Linked DNA regions of Homo sapiens: regions 1 and 2 are each linked to region 3. Evidence: read pairs that join two places in POLR2A ChIA-PET (ENCODE). Cell type or tissue: Panc1. All regions are shown on one strand. Region 1 overlaps MICAL3 (microtubule associated monooxygenase, calponin and LIM domain containing 3). Region 2 holds the start of LOC105372853 (a long non-coding RNA gene). Region 3 holds the start of USP18 (ubiquitin specific peptidase 18).

The links. ChIA-PET counts read pairs that join two places held together with the same protein. Peaks named below come from ENCODE experiments on the same cell type or tissue, not always from the same donor. Only the 100,000 strongest peaks of a DNase experiment are listed, where the experiment ranks them.
Region 1: POLR2A ChIA-PET joins it to region 3 with 10 read pairs; 6 of 35 experiments call an interaction of 5 or more read pairs at or near these places.
Region 2: POLR2A ChIA-PET joins it to region 3 with 12 read pairs; 3 of 35 experiments call an interaction of 5 or more read pairs at or near these places.

The regions. Positions count from the first base shown.
Region 1 is chr22:17,993,912-17,998,911 of GRCh38, reverse strand. All of the region lies in intron 1 of MICAL3 (microtubule associated monooxygenase, calponin and LIM domain containing 3), which reads left to right. Among named protein-coding and RNA genes, the nearest start is that of MIR648, 15 kb to the right of the region's middle. RefSeq lists enhancers at 2,272-2,471, 4,063-4,563, 4,564-5,000. In Panc1, no CTCF peak of the experiment used is centred here; no DNase peak of the experiment used is centred here.
Region 2 is chr22:18,052,069-18,057,068 of GRCh38, reverse strand. It overlaps LOC105372853 (a long non-coding RNA gene), which reads right to left and starts at 1,110. Exons shown (of 6, transcript XR_001755424.2): 1 at 952-1,110. In Panc1, no CTCF peak of the experiment used is centred here; no DNase peak of the experiment used is centred here.
Region 3 is chr22:18,147,434-18,152,433 of GRCh38, reverse strand. It overlaps USP18 (ubiquitin specific peptidase 18), which reads right to left and starts at 2,264. Exons shown (of 11, transcript NM_017414.4): 1 at 2,212-2,264. It overlaps LOC124905076 (a long non-coding RNA gene), which reads left to right and starts at 3,220. Exons shown (of 2, transcript XR_007067999.1): 1 at 3,220-3,334. RefSeq lists an enhancer at 2,204-2,523. In Panc1, no CTCF peak of the experiment used is centred here; a DNase peak (open chromatin) is centred at 2,533; H3K4me3 peaks cover 2,318 bases; H3K27ac peaks cover 2,547 bases.

The DNA of each region.
Region 1 (5,000 bases), 150 kb after region 3:
TGGCTTATTTATGTTCCATAATATTATGGGGCCTGGCATTTTAATAATAATTATGCTCTGGGCCCGGCGCGGTGGCTCACACCTGTAATCCCAGCACTTTGGGAGGCCAGGCGGGCGGATCACGAGGTCAGGAGTTCAAGACCAGCCTGGCCAACGTGGTGAAACCCTGTTTGTACTAAAAATACCAGCTGGGCGTGGTGGTGCGCGCCTGTAATCCCAGCTACTGGGGAGGCTGAGGCAGGAGAATTGCTTAACCGGGAATTGGGAGGTGGAGGTTGCAGTGAGCCAAGATCACGCCACTGCTCTCCAGCCTGGGATACAGAGCGAGACTTCATCTCAAAAAAAAAATAATAATAATAATAATTATTATTATTATTATGCTCTGGATTTACTACTTAGTTGCTTTTTACTTGAGGAAGTGAAAGCTTTTTCATGACCTGTTATCTCATTGATTCTTAATTGTCTCTGAAGTCGTTAAAGTTTAATAGAGTCTATTATTCCCATTTTATAGGCAAAGAAATGGAGGTAACATGATTTGCTTTAAGTTGCAAATGAGTTGGTCCCTGAACTGGGATTTGAATTGGGTTCTTCTTCTTCTTCTTTTTTTGAGACGGAGTCTCTTGCTCTGTCGCGCCCAGTCTGGAGTGCAATGGCGCAGTCTTGGCTCATGCACTCTGCCTCCTGGGTTCGAGCGATTCTTCTGCCTCAGCCTCTCAAGTAGCTGGGACTACAGGCACCTGCCACCACGCCCTGCTAATTTTTTGTATTTTTTAGTAGAGACAGGGTTTCACCGTGTTGGTCAGGCTGGTCTCGAACTCCTGACCTCAGGTGATTCACCCTCCTTGGCCTTCCAAAGTGCTGAGATTACAGGCGTAAGCCACCACACCCGGCCCAGGTTTTCCTTCTTAAGTTTCACTTCACTGAGACCTTTAGGGGGAAAAAATCCACACATCTTTTTCTTTTTTCTTTTCTTTTTTTTTTTTGGAAGCGGAAGGACTTAAAGATACCAGATCATTGTGCTTTTCTGATGACTAGGTAGTGGATGATAGTTAACATTTATTGAGTGTTTATCTGCAGGAATCTGTGCTAGGTGCTGCATAGACATTACCTCATTTATTCCTCACAACAACATTCAAGGTAGAACTTATCATCCCCAGTTTTACGGATGACAAGGTTTTGTGAGGTCCTAGGTCAAGGGAGTGATAGTGAGTGACAAAGCCTTGACTGAAAGCAGGGCTGGGTTCAATCCTGGGCTTTCTGATTCCAGAGTGTGTGCTCCTCCTAACCCGTGTGCTAACGGGCCTTAGGGATGACTAATGGGCAGGCCTGAGAGCCCTGACGCCTGCTGCTGCCACCACCCCAGGTCTGATGGGAGGTGGGGTTGGACGGGCTTTATGTTCTATTGCAGTACAATTTTCACATTCTGGTCTTTTCCTTTGCTAGAAGCATTCATCTAGCCAGGTGGGGGGTCATTACTTTAGAAAAAATAATCAGAGCTGAGAAAACGTCTGCATTTGCAGAGAATGAAGTATTTAATAAGACCAGATGGGCCGGGCGCAGTGGCTCATGCCTGTAATACCAACACTTTGGGAGGTTGAGGTGGGCAGATTGCTTGAGCCCAGTAGTTTGAGAGCAGACTGGGCAACATAGCTAAACCCCATCTCTACAAAAAGTACAAAAATTAGCTGGGCGTGGTGGTGTGTACCTGTGGTCCCAGCTACTCTGGAGGCTGAGGTGGGAGGATTGCCTGCGCTCAGGAGGCCGAGGTTGCAGTGAGCTGAGATCACACCACTGCACTCCAGCACTCCAGCCTGGGTGACAGAGCAAGACTCTGTCTCAAAAAAAAAAAAAAAAAAAAAAAGACTAGATGGGGAGATGAGGGACAGAGAGAATCAAAGAGAATCAAAGTGGTTTGTGGACAGAGGAAATGAGTGATACTCTGACCCAGAGGCCATCTTTAGTGTCCAGGCCATTTTGCTTGAGCTGCTGGTGAAACTGTGAAACTGGAGGCATGGCACTTGGGCTAAAGTCTGTGCGGTGAATAAGGCCCTCAGTTTCTGCTTTAGGTGGCAGAGCTGAAAATCTGATTCCTTTTTGGTCTTTAGCTTCCGGTGTACTTCAATGCAGTACATTGTGGGCGTGGTGGGGATGTGGTTCAGAAATTTACCTAAACTCTGTGGACTTCCCCCTCTCTCCAGCCACGCACTCTGTCATCTTTGGTTCCAGTCTTTAGAATTCAGCTCGGATCCCCTGGGTGATGGGTGGTGTCAGACACTCAGGTGCTTGGATTGCCCCGGTGGAGAGAACAGCATCCTGCCCCCATGGGCTTCAGTTGTACGTGACTTGCTGTTTTCTTGGAGGTGGGCTTTAGTCATCTCTAGCTATAAAGACACAAAAAAACTGGGAAGAATGACCAGGAAACTGTCACCCCAAGCCTTGCAGTTGATTGCATTTTTTTTTTTTTTTCTGAGATGGAGTCTTGCTCTGTGGGCCAGGCTGGAGTGCAGTGGCACGACCTCGGCTCACTGCAAGCTCCGCCTCCCGGGTTCACACCATTCTCCTGCCTCAGCCTCCCGAGTAGCTGGGACTACAGGCACCTGCCACCATGCCCGGCTAATTTTCTGTATTTTTTTTTTAGTAGAGACAAGGTTTCACCGTGTTAGCCAGGATGGTCTCGATCTCCTGACCTTGTGATCCACTGGCCTCGGCCTCCCAAAGTGTTGGGATTACAGGTGTGAGCCACTGTGCCCAGCCTTTTTTTTTTTTTTTTTTTTTTTAAATTGAGACAGCATCTCACTCTGCCACCTAGGCTGGAGTGCAGTGGTGCGATCATGGTTCACTGCAACCTTGACTGCCTGAGTAGTTGAGACTACAGGCGTGCACCACCAAGCCTGGCTAATTTTTAAAATTTTTTGTAGAGATGGGGTTTTGCCACATTGTCCAGGCTGGTCTAGAGCTCCTGGGCTCGAACAATTTGCCTGCCTCAGCCTCTCAAAGTGCTGGGATTACAGGTGTGAGCCACCATGCCTGGCCCCATTGACTTTTTCTCATTGGTGAGTTCAACAGAGGAGAGATGATTGCCGCAGTTTTAAAAAAGAAAAGAGGCCAGGTGTGGTGGGTCATGCCTGTAATCCCAGCCCTTTGAGAGGCCGAGGTGGGCAGATCACCTGAGGTGAGGAGTTCCAGACCAGCCTGGCCAACATGGTGAAACTCTGTCTCTACAAAAAAAATACAAAAAATAGCCAGGTGTGGGTGTTGCACACTTGTATTCCCAGCTACTCAGGAGGATGAGGTAGGTGGATCATTTGAGCCTGGGAGGCCAAGGCTGCAGTGAGCGGAGATCGCACCACTGCATTCCAGCCTTGGTGATAGAGCAAGACCCTACTGTCCCAAAAAAAAAAAAAAAAAAAAAAAAAAAAATTAAAGAAAAGGCTGGGTGCAATGTCTCACGTCTGTAATCCCAGCACTTTGAGAGGCTGGGCCAAGGTAGGAGTATTGCTTGAGGCCAGGAGTTTGAGACCAGCCTGCGCAACATAGTGAGACCCTGTCTCTACAAAAATTTTAAAAATTAGCCGGGCATGGTGGTGTACACCTATAGTCGCAGCTGCTCAGAAGGCTGAGGTGGGAGGATCACTTGAGGCCAGGAGTTTGAGGCTGCAGTGAGCTATAATCACACCACTGCATTCCAGTCTGGGTGACAGAGTGAGACCCTGTCTCTTAAAAGAAAAAGGGAGGACAGAAATCAGATTAAAGAAGAGAGAAGAAGTGAGACTGTTGGCTTATACCTTGATGAAAGGTGGAAGCGGAAGGGCAAGAGCTTCTGCTAAGTAGTGAGGACCTTGGCAAGGACAACAGTATCTTTTTCGTGTTCTGTTAGGCCGTGTCTCTCTAGCGCCCAGCTCAGAGTGCATGTGTGTTATGTGTGAGGGAATCTAGTGAGGAGTCTTCCTGCATTAGGCACGTCTGCAGGTGTCTGTTGAATTGTATATCTGTTGAAGGATTCAGTCTGGTTAACTCTGGCAGGAGATTCGGTCTGGTTAACTCTGGCAGGAGAGGGATGGACAGCACAGCCTTGTGGTTAACTAGTGGCTTTTATTGACTTTTCCTGTGTAAAGGCGAAATAAACCTTAGTGGGTCCCAGGCTTCTCTTCTCTCCTGCCCATGCTTCTTTTTTTTTCTTTTTTTTTTTTGAGACAGAGTCTTACTCTGTGGCCCCGGCTGGAGTGGCCCCAGCTGGAGTGGCATGATCTCGGCTCACTGCAGCCTTGACCTCCTGGGCCAGGCCATCCCCCAACCTCAGCCTCCTGAGTAGCTGGGACTACAGGCCCACACCACCACACCCGACTAATTTTTAAATTTTGTGGAGAGACAAGCTCTCTCTGTGTTGCCCAGTCTGGTCTTGAACTGCTGGGCTCAGGTGATCCCTGCAAAGTGCTGGGATTACAGGCACCCCACTGCACCCAGCCCTCTGTCTCTTTTCTGTTGCCAGTTGAAGTCTGGAGGTAGCATGGGTCCCGGGAGGCCAGTGCCAGTGTTGGAAGCCAAGAGAGGAGGAGCAGCTTGGTCAGGGGGAAGATGCAGAGTGCTCACTCCTGGCACCTGGAGCCCCCAGGGGAATGGCAGCTACCCTTTAGCGTGGACTGTCCCCAGCCCACAGAAAGTCAGCTTACAGAGGTTCTAGCCATATTCCTCCCTCCTCCACCAACAAAGCTCCTTGTTGTGGCTGAGAATTGTCAGGCTGTGATGGGACAGGGACAGGGGTGGGAGAGCAGCACCTGGCGCTGATGAGCACAGCAGCGATGGCAGCATCAGAGATGCTTAGAGACTGTTGGCCATGCCACACTGTCCTGAGTGCCCACGTGTCTTAACGCGCTCAGTCCTCACCACAGCGGACAGACGGGGTGCTGTTATGATCCCTGCTTTTCACACTAGGAAGTGGGGCACAGAGGGCTAAAACAAGTGGTGGCGTCAGGATTTAGATGAAGGCATTGGGTTTTGGA
Region 2 (5,000 bases), 95 kb after region 3:
CAGCAGGTTCCTACCCGAGCTGTGCATCTTAGTTTCACTGTGAGTCACCGTGGGACCGCAGGCAAGGTCAGATGCCCCCAAAGGTAGTCAGGTGTCAGTCCACAGGTCTGTGGGGGTGGTCTGTACTAGTTTCCCTGTGATGGGAGGGCTGGAGGGAGGCCTGGCATCAGGAAGCACATGACTGGCACAAAGGGGAAAGGAATACCAAGTTCCATTTTCCTCTGCAAGGCCACAAGACACTGCTAAGAAAAATTATCACAGAGTGCTTAGCTGGAGCCGGTGTTGTCTATTTTCTTATAATATTAATTACTGCCTTGGTAACTATAAGTTACAAACTGCTTGATTTTAAAAGAGCTCACAGATGAAAGCTAAAAGAAGAAAAACAGAGGAATTTGAAATCCCACACAGCTAAGAGCAACAGATAAAAGCTGCCCCCCTGCAAATGCAAATCTAGATGAAGAGAAAGTAAACAAGATAATGCCAGCTAGGGTTGTTCAAGGAAACAAGAGAGTGTTCTATAAATATAACCAGAAAAAAAAATATTTGTCTCAGCAGATGAGATCACCACACATGGCTCATGATAGAGATCTTTTGTTGCTCCCTTAATTGAAGCTTGGAAGAGAGCAGAAATGACAGCAGAAATCAGACTACTGCCCACAAGGTTCCAATGGGCTGGTCCATGTTTAACTAAGTGCAGCTGAAGTCATGAAGACTTGATACCATCCATCTGAACTGTGGCCTGTGTCTCACTGACATATGGGCCCCGCCCTTCCCATCCACCCCCTTCCTCAGCACCAGACTGGCTATGGCTCACCCACACTGAGCAAATCAGGGGCAAAGCCAGGAAGGGACACACAGCCACGGGCTGAACGCAAGCCTAGGGGCAGGGAAAGGCCGAACAAAGCCCCAGCCTCCACTTTTCAAGGACTTCCTTTTCTGAAGGCTACTCACCGTGTGGGACAGGAGCTGGAGCAGAGCTGGAGACCTCCACCCATAGCCAGTGCCTGCTGCATGCCACATGAGCTCTAGGCATTGGGAATACGGCAGTAAACAAGACAAGTCCCCAGCTCTGGGAGCTAGAGATGAAAGGCTTCGGGGGTGGTTGGAGATAGACAACAGAAATGACGACTAGCCAAGATAATTTATGTACTGATAAGTGTACACTGAACACAAAATGCAGATAGAGGCCGGGCATAGTGGCTCATGCCTGTAATCCCAGACCTTTGAGAGGCCGAGGAGGGAGGATCCATTGAGGCCTGGAGTTTGAGGCTATCATGGAAGGAGGCGGAGCTTGCAGTGAGCTATGATCACACCACTGCACTCTAGCCTGGGTGATAGAGTGAGACCCTGTCTCAAAAACAAAACAAAATGAAACTGCAGCTAGAGAGTGATGTGGGGCTCCTTTAGCCCACAAGGTTAGGGCAGGCCTGTCTGAGCAGGTGTCAAAGTTGCAGCCTGAAAGGTGAGGGGGCTGCTAGGTAGCATGGACCATTGAGTGGAAGGGCTCAGAGTCAGAAAAGAGCTTGGTGTGTTCAGGGGACAAAAAGAAGGCCCATAGGACAGTGCCACGGCGACCAACGGAGAGGAGGGAAAAGAGCGGCAAACGCCGGCAGGGTCAGCTCTGTCACTGCAGGCCACCAGAAAGGGTTTGGATTCTGTTGGGTTTTTTAAGGGGAAGAGTCCTGTGATGTGGCATCTACTTTAGAAAGGCCATTCTTGGGCTGCTTTGTACAGGATGGGCTAGAGGGGGCCAAGAACGGCGATAGGAAGAATAGGTAGGGGTTTTGGTACATGGAAGAGAGGAGGGTGGCCTAGATCTGGGGGGAGGAAGTGGAGGTAGTTAGCAGTGGGAAATGCATTTTGAATGTAAAAAAAATGGAGCAGACTGGCCGGGCGCGGTGGCTCACGCCTGTAATCCCAACACTTTGGGAGGCCGAGGTGGGCAGATCACAAGGGCAGGAGATTGAGACCATCCTGGCTAATATGGTGAAACCCTGTCTCTACTAAAAATACAAAAAATTAGCTGGGCATGGTGGCGGGCGCCTGTAGTCCCAGCTACTCGGGAGGCTGAGGTGGGAGAATGGCGTGAACCCGGAAGGCGGAGCTTGCAGCGAGCCGTGATTGTGCCACTGCACTCCAGCCTGGGTGACAGAGCAAGACTCTGTCTTGAAAAAAAAAAAAAAAGAAGAGGACTTACTAATGGATTCATTGTGAGATGTTAGAGAAAAGCAAAGCAAAGAGTTCAGGGTGAGGTTTTCGTCCTGAGCAACAGGGTAGAGTGGTTTCACTTAGTATGACGGAGGAGACTAGGGAATAAATGGGTTTGGAGTGGTAGGGAAGCAAGTCTTCTGTTTTATTTATTTATGTATTTATTTATTTATTTTGAGACCGAGTCTCACTCTGTCACCCAGGGTGCAGTACAGTGGCATGATCTCGGCTCACTGCAACTTCCACCTCCTGGGTTCAAGCGACTCTCCTGCCCCAGCCTCCCGAGTAGCTGGAACTACAGGCAAGTCTTCTGTTTTAGACATGTCAAGTTTGAGACCTGTTGGGCACCAAGAGAGCACGTAGCCTAGGAGTGCATATGAGTCTGAAGCTCAGCTGGAAGATCAGCAGAAGGTCAAAGGTGAGAGTCATTAGCATGTGTGTGGTTCTTAAAGCCCTGGGGTGGAGGAGCCTAGGACCACAATGTGGAGACAGAAGTGGTGGAAAGACCCAGGACAATTAGAGAACAGGAGGAGGAGGCAGTACAGGAGGCGGAGGCTGTAGCCATTGAGAGAGGAGCTTATGGGTCGGCTGTGGGCCTGGAAGGCCTGGAGAAGAAGCGCTTTGAGAGAGGGTGCTGCTCTGTGTCAAGACATGCAAGAGGCCAGGGGAGGCGACATGGGGTGATTCCCTACTGCCCTGGGGAAGATGGAGGTCAGGGGCAGCCTCCTGAGGAGCCACAAGAGGGGATGGTGGAGACATGAGCCAGGCAGAGTGAGATGAGGAGGGAGTGTGGGGAGGCAGTGCACACAAACTGTGGGATGCTCTGCAGCACCAGGGAGAAGGAAAAGCGGTGAGAGCAGAAGAGGAACGTGCCTCAAGCTCTTTGAACGGGTTGTTGGGCTGCCCCTACCCCACCCAAGTCTACCTTATCAGCCACATTGAGAGGTGACAGCGTGCTGGCAGTCTTCACAGCCCTCGCTCGCTCTCCGTGCCTCCTCTGCCTGGGCTCCCATTTTGGCAGCACTTGAGGAGCCCTTCAGCCCACCACTGCACTGTGGGAGCCCCTTTCTGGGCTGGCCAAGGCCGGAGCCGGCTCCCTTAGCTTGCAAGGAGGTGTGGAGGGAGAGGCGCGAGCGGGAACCGGGGCTGCGCGCGCCGCTTGCGGGCCAGCTGGAGTTCCGGGTGGGCGTGGGCTTGGCGGGCCCCGCACTCGGAGCAGCCGGCCGGCCCTGCCGGCCCCGGGCAATGAAGGGCTTAGCCCCCGGGCCAGCGGCTGCGGAGGGTGTACTGGGTCCCTCAGCAGTGCCGGCCCACCAGCGCTGCGCTCGATTTCTCGCCGGGCCTTAGCTGCCTTCCCGCGGGGCAGGGCTCGGGACCTGCAGCCCGCCATGCCTGAGCCTCCCACCCCCTCCGTGGGCTCCTGTGCGGCCCAAGCCTCCCCGACGAGCGCCGCCCCCTGCTCGATGGCGCCCAGTCCCATCGACCACCCAAGGGCTGAGGAGTGCGGGACTGGCAGGCAGCTCCACCTGCAGCCCCTGTGCGGGATCCACTGGGTGAAGCCAAGCTGAGCTCCTGAGTCTGGTGGGGACGTGGAGAACCTTTATGTCTAGCTCAGGGATTGTAAATACACCAATTGGCACTCTGTATCTAGCTCAAGGTTTGTAAACACACCAATCAGCACCCTGTTTCTAGCTCAGGGTTTGTGAATGCACTAATTGACACTCTGTATCTAGCTACTCTGGTGGGGCCTTGGAGAACCTTTATGTCTAGCTCGGGGATTGTAAATACACCAATCAGCACTCTGTATCTAGCTCAAGGTTTGTAAACACACCAATCAGCACCCTGTGTCTAGCTCAGGGTTTGTGAATGCACCAATCGACACTGTATCTAGCTACTCTGGTGGGGCCTTGGAGAACCTTTGTGTCCACACTCCCTATCTACCTAATCTGGTGGGGACGTGGAGAACCTTTGTGTCTAGCTCAGGGATTGTAAACGCACCAATCAGCGCCCTGTCAAAACAGACCACTCAGCTCTACCAATCAGCAGGATGTGGGTGGGGCCAGATAAGAGAATAAAAGCAGGCTGCCCGAGCCGGCAGAGGCAACTCGCTCTGGCCTCCTTCCTTAGTGTGATAGCTTTGTTCTTTTGCTCTTTGCAATAAATCATGCTGCTGCGCACTCTTTGGGTCCATACTGCCTTTATGAGCTGTAACACTCACCACGAAGATCTGCAGCATCACTCCTGAAGCCAGCGAGACAACGAACCCACGGGGAGAAAGAAACTGAACACGTCCGAACATCAGAAGGAACAAACTCCAGACGCGCCACTTTAAGAGCTGTAACACTCACCGCGAGGGTCCGTGGCTTCACTCTTGAAGTCAGTGAAACCAAGAACCCACCAATTCCGGACACAACATGACCTGGGGCAACTCACTGAAACCCCGGTGCCTCTGCTGCTGCTGCCTTTTTTGTGTGTGTGTTTTTTGGTTTTTTTTGGAGATGGAGTCTCGCTCTGTTGCTCAGGCTGGAGTGCAGTGGCACGATCTCGGCTCACTGCAAGCTCTGCTTCCCGGGTTCACGTCATTCTTCTGCCTCAGCCTCCTGAATGGCTGGGACTACAGGCGCCCACCACCACACCCAGCTAACTTTTTGTATTTTTAGTAGAGATGGGGTTTCACCGTGTTAACCAGGATGGTCTCGATCTCTTGACCTCGGGATCCGCCCGCCTCTGCCTTCTAAAGTGCTGGGGATTACAGGAGTGAACCACCGCGCCCGGCCCTTTTTTTCTTTTTT
Region 3 (5,000 bases):
GAAATGTTATCCTTAAGCTTCGGGGAGAGGTGAGCAACGGAAGGAACTGGCCCAGGCCCACCACTAAAGAAGCCCCAGGACCAATCGGGGTCCTCAGAGAAGCCCCAGAAGAGCCAGGAACAAGCTGCAGAAAACCTGGGGAGGGTGGGGCCTCCACCCAATACTCCACTCACAACTGGACTCTCTGCCAGGAAAGCCAACTCCAACATTTAGATGCCCTAAAAGGAACAAAATTAACCTGCCAGGAACATGATTCAAGCAGCCTCGGTGTCTTCCGACCCACCCCATCATGGCAACCACAATTGTAGACCGCAGTCTCGATGACGTGTTCACATTATTTTGCATTTCTTTTTTCTTTTTTTATTTTTATTTTTATTTTTGAGACGGAGTCTCCCTCTGTCGCCCAGGCTGGAGTGCAGTGGCCGGATCTTGGCTCACTGCAAGCTCCGCCTCCCAGGTTCACGCCATTCTCCTGCCTCAGCCTCCCGAGTAGTTGGGACTACAGGCGCCTGCCGCCACGCCCAGCTAATATTTTTTATTTTTAGTAGATGGGTTTGCACCGTGTTAGCTAGGATGGTCTTGATCTCCTGACCTCGTGATCCACCTGCCTCGGCCTCCCAAATTGCTGGGATTACAGGCGTGAGCCACCGCGCCCGGCCTATTTTGCATTTCTTGAGTAATCGTAATATGCGGGTTAGAACACACGGATTACAACACTTTGGATGAAAAACCACATAATAGGGAAATTTTGGGACTACTCTCTCTCAAAAAAAAAAACAGCTCGTGGAAAAACTAGGACTTACCTTCTTTGAAACTATGTTTATGTTAAGCATTTTCCCCTTTGTAAGCTCATCATTGTGTAAAAGTGTCAGAACTGTGCAACACATTTTTTAACAGTCCAAAAGCAAGTTCTTTGATAAATCAATATGAAGCCGTGCACCTGTGTTACTCTCCCTCCCGTTTTGTTCCTGCGAACACATCGGTAACCTGCATTCACTCTCCATCCAACTCTGTTCAATACCAGAAAGAAACTTCAGATGAAATGCTTTTCAGTATTTGCCTTGTTTTCTGGAACAACTTTAAAGTACAAATTATACCTAAATAAGTACAAATTAAAGCCTCTGCTTTAATTTTCAAACACTTTGAACCCAGATTTTCAGGGGTCTCAAAATGGAGTTTTGTGTTTAAAAGTCTAAATTTAGCTTTCTTCCAAGGAAAAGGGTGTGAAGAAGAGAGGTTAAGACTAAAATACTCTGATTTGCAGAGTTTGACAACATCCTTCCAATTTCTCAATATGAATGCCCACTGACCCAGCCATTCCACTTCTAGGAATTTTCCACCGATATATTTGTATGAATGTATACATAAAATTATATTCATTGCCGTATCTGTGCCAGTAAAAACTGGAAACAACCTAAATCTCCATGCATTGTTTAAACAATGTACTTCCCATACCATGTATCAGGTTTTTTTGTTTGTTTGTTTGAGACAGTTTCGCTCTGTCGCCCAGGCTGGAGTGCAACGGTGCGATCTCGGCTCACCGCAACCTCCGCTCCCGGGTTCAAGCGATTCTCCTGCCTCAGCCTCCCGAGTAGCTGGGATTACAGGCATGCGCCACCACGCCAGGCTAATTTTGTATTTTTAGTAGAGACGGGGTTTCTCCATGTCTGTAACTCCTGACCTCAGGTGATCCTCCCTCCTCGATCTCCCAAAGTGCTGGGATTACAGGCGTGAGCCACCGTACCCGGCCGAATCAGTTTTTTGTTTTATTTTTAATGCCATTAACACATCTATATGTCCTGCCATGAAAAGATGTCCATAATATACTCAGTGGACAAAGCAAGTTCGAAATGATTTTAAAGACTTGTACATAGAAACATTTCTGATAAGGTACAAACAAAAATGATACTGAGTGGAAGACTGCGAGACACATTTGTCTGCATTGTTTGAATTTTTTTACAAGCTTACAACACTTCTGCAATTTCTTTTTTTGTTTTAATTAAACACAAAGTCATGTCAAAAGTCCAAATAACTATATTAGCTTAGAAAAAAATTCACTGGCCCAAAATATATGCACGTAGTAAATACAGATCACTATCATAATTTGCAGAGCACAATTATTACTTAATTCCTTAATTATCTGACTGGCATAGGAGCAGAGTTGGATGTCTGTGCTAGAAAGAAAACTTCCAAAATGAGCCCCGAACTTGCCTCAAGCGCCATGCAAGCGTCCAGCCTCCGCTGCTGAGTTCCACGTCGGGACTGAGCCGGGGACCGAGCTGGGACCGAAGTTCCGCTCCGGGCCCGCCTTGGTCTGGCCCCGCGCTCGTGGCACCCCGCCCAGCTTTCGTTTTCCACTGAATGGAAAGCGAAACTTACAGCGGCCTCCGCGCCGGGAGCTGGGCGCCAGCGTGCGGGGAAACCCTGCCGGCCCGAGCTTCCCGCGGCTGCCGTTGCAGCCGCGCACCTGCTCCAGACTTCCAGCCCTCGCTTTTTTTTTTTTTTTTTTTTTTTGAGACGGAGTCTCATTCTGTCGTCCAGGCTGGAGTGCGGTTGCGCTGTCTCGGTTCACTGCAAACTCCGCCTCCTGGGTTCAAGCGATTCTCCTGCCTCAGGCTCCGGAGTAGCTGGGATTACAGGCATGCGCCACCACTCCTGGCTAATTTTTGTATTTTAGTAGCGATGGGGTTCCGCCATGCTGGCCAGGCTGGTCTCAGGTGATCCGCCCGCCTCCTAAAGTGCTGGGATTACAGGTGTGGGCCACCGCGCCCGACCTACAGGCGCCTTTTTATTTGCGATTTTAAGGTCCTTGCAATTAGCCTACGTGTTAGAGTCATTTGGCGTTTGGTAGTATCCATGGCAGCATTTTTTCTTTCTTAATGCTATTGTATTTCTTGGATCGGGTGTCTTCACATCACCGGCCTGTGGCTTGGATGCGGCACATGGTGTAATTAGGAGCTCCCCTGTGGGCATGCAGATACAGATATTTCTCCACTTAAGAAGGGGTCAGGGGGCGCGGTGGCTCACACCTGTAATCCCAGCACTTTGGGATGCTGAGGCAGGCGGATCACCTGAGGTCAGGAGTTCGAGACCAGCCTGACCAACATAGTGAAACCCCATCTCTACTAAAAGTACAAAAATTAGCTCGGCGTGGTGGCGCTTAATCCCAGCTACTTAAGAGGCTGAGGCAGGAGAATAACTTGAACCCAAGAAGCGGAGGTTGCAGTGAGCAGAGATCGACAAGAGCAAGACTCCGTCTAAAAAAAAAAAAAAAAAATGGGGTCAAGTCCCAGTGAACCCATCATGAAGTCGAAACATCGTAAGTGAAACCACGGTAAGTGATGGACCATCTGTGTATATATAAGGTTAAGAGATCTGTAACATGCACACCGGAAAGGCTTATTACCTCTTTAGAGATGTATTTCTTGTATGTAGACTCATGGGGGTAGGGGCAGAAGGGTTATCTGCTAGGGGCCTCAAACTCCAGCCGCTGGAATTTGCGCAGGAAAGCAGGGTACAATTCCCCCAAAGCGATCATTCTTTCTGAAAGCCGTCCCCGCAGCAACAGACAAATAGCCTCCAAAAACCCAAAGCTGCCAGAACCTCACTGAAGCGTTGGTAGGGTCTGCAGTAAGGTACAAAATACCATGGCATGAAGATGTATAAACGTGTCCATAATAGGGTGGATGTGTGTTAGAAGCATGAGCACAGATATACACATACAGGCTATCCACACGTCCATCGTCAGCCCAGACTCCGCTTACATTGCTGCTGGAACGGAGGCAGTGTCGCCCACAGTGCAGCATGTTCTCCCTGGAAGGCTGGTGGACTTTGCGCAGTATGGTGTTTACACAGGTACACGGTGGTGGGCGCAGGGTCCGTCCTCATTATATTTGCTGACCAATCAGTTATATAACCAGCTTCATACATCTGGTAAGTCTTGTCCACAAACAGGAACCTCAAAAACTCAAGTGAGGGCAATGAGGAGAGGAGGTTGCAAAATTTGATAAAATATGCTAAATACAGCAAGTCAGTAGAAGGCTAAGGAGCAAGCTGCAGTTGCTTGCAGCAACTATCAGCAGAAAACTATTAATAGTCAATCCAATGATTCTATCTGAATCTTGGTAGGTCGGTGGAGCAAAGTAATTGGTGTTGCTGCCCCAGTGCAGAATGGACAAGGGTGAACCTTGGGTTGGAGGCTGGACTATATAATGTAAGGATCCATTACACTTCTATGGGGCTCTTCCTTCCGTCCTTCATGGTACCCTCCTGAACAATTCCGTGCTAAGGCCATCAGGTGTGTCAAGCAAAGTGGGCGTTTGTGTAGTATGTTCCACAGTGGCCCAAGCAGGGTGCTGGACTGGAGCAGGTTGAGGAGGGTGGCAGCACAGTGGGGCTGCCCAGCACAATGTCAGACACAAATGGGTGCTGGTGCAGCCCGGCCCAGGGTCACAGCCCAAGCAATTTGAAGATGTGGCACATCCCGGTATTGGAGTGGCCCAGTGTGTGGTGTCCAGGGAGGGCAGGGTGCTGGTGGAGATGACAGATTAGTTACATACAGGGGGATGACCAGGTAACTGAATGTATTAAGGATAATTGGAGCCAGAGTTGAAACTCTCAGAGATAGGAGTTACAAATAAGGAAAGGGAGAATGAGCCCACTAGTGTTGAACTGGAATTGGACTTAGCAGTGTGGATCCATGATTTTCAGTATGTATACACAGATAGATAAAGAAGTACAAGGCGGGTGGATCACGAGGTCAGGAGATTGAGACCACCGTGGCTAACACGGTGAAACCCCGTCTTTACTAAAAATACAAAAAATTAGCTGGGTGTGGTGGCACACGCCTGTAGTCCCAGCTACTCGGAAGGCTGAGGCAGGATAATCATTTGAACCCGGGAGGCAGAGGTTGCAGTGAGCCAAGATTGCATCATTGCACTCCAGCCTGGCGACACAGCGAGATCCCCTATCCAAAAAAAAAAAAAAAAAAAAAAAAAAAA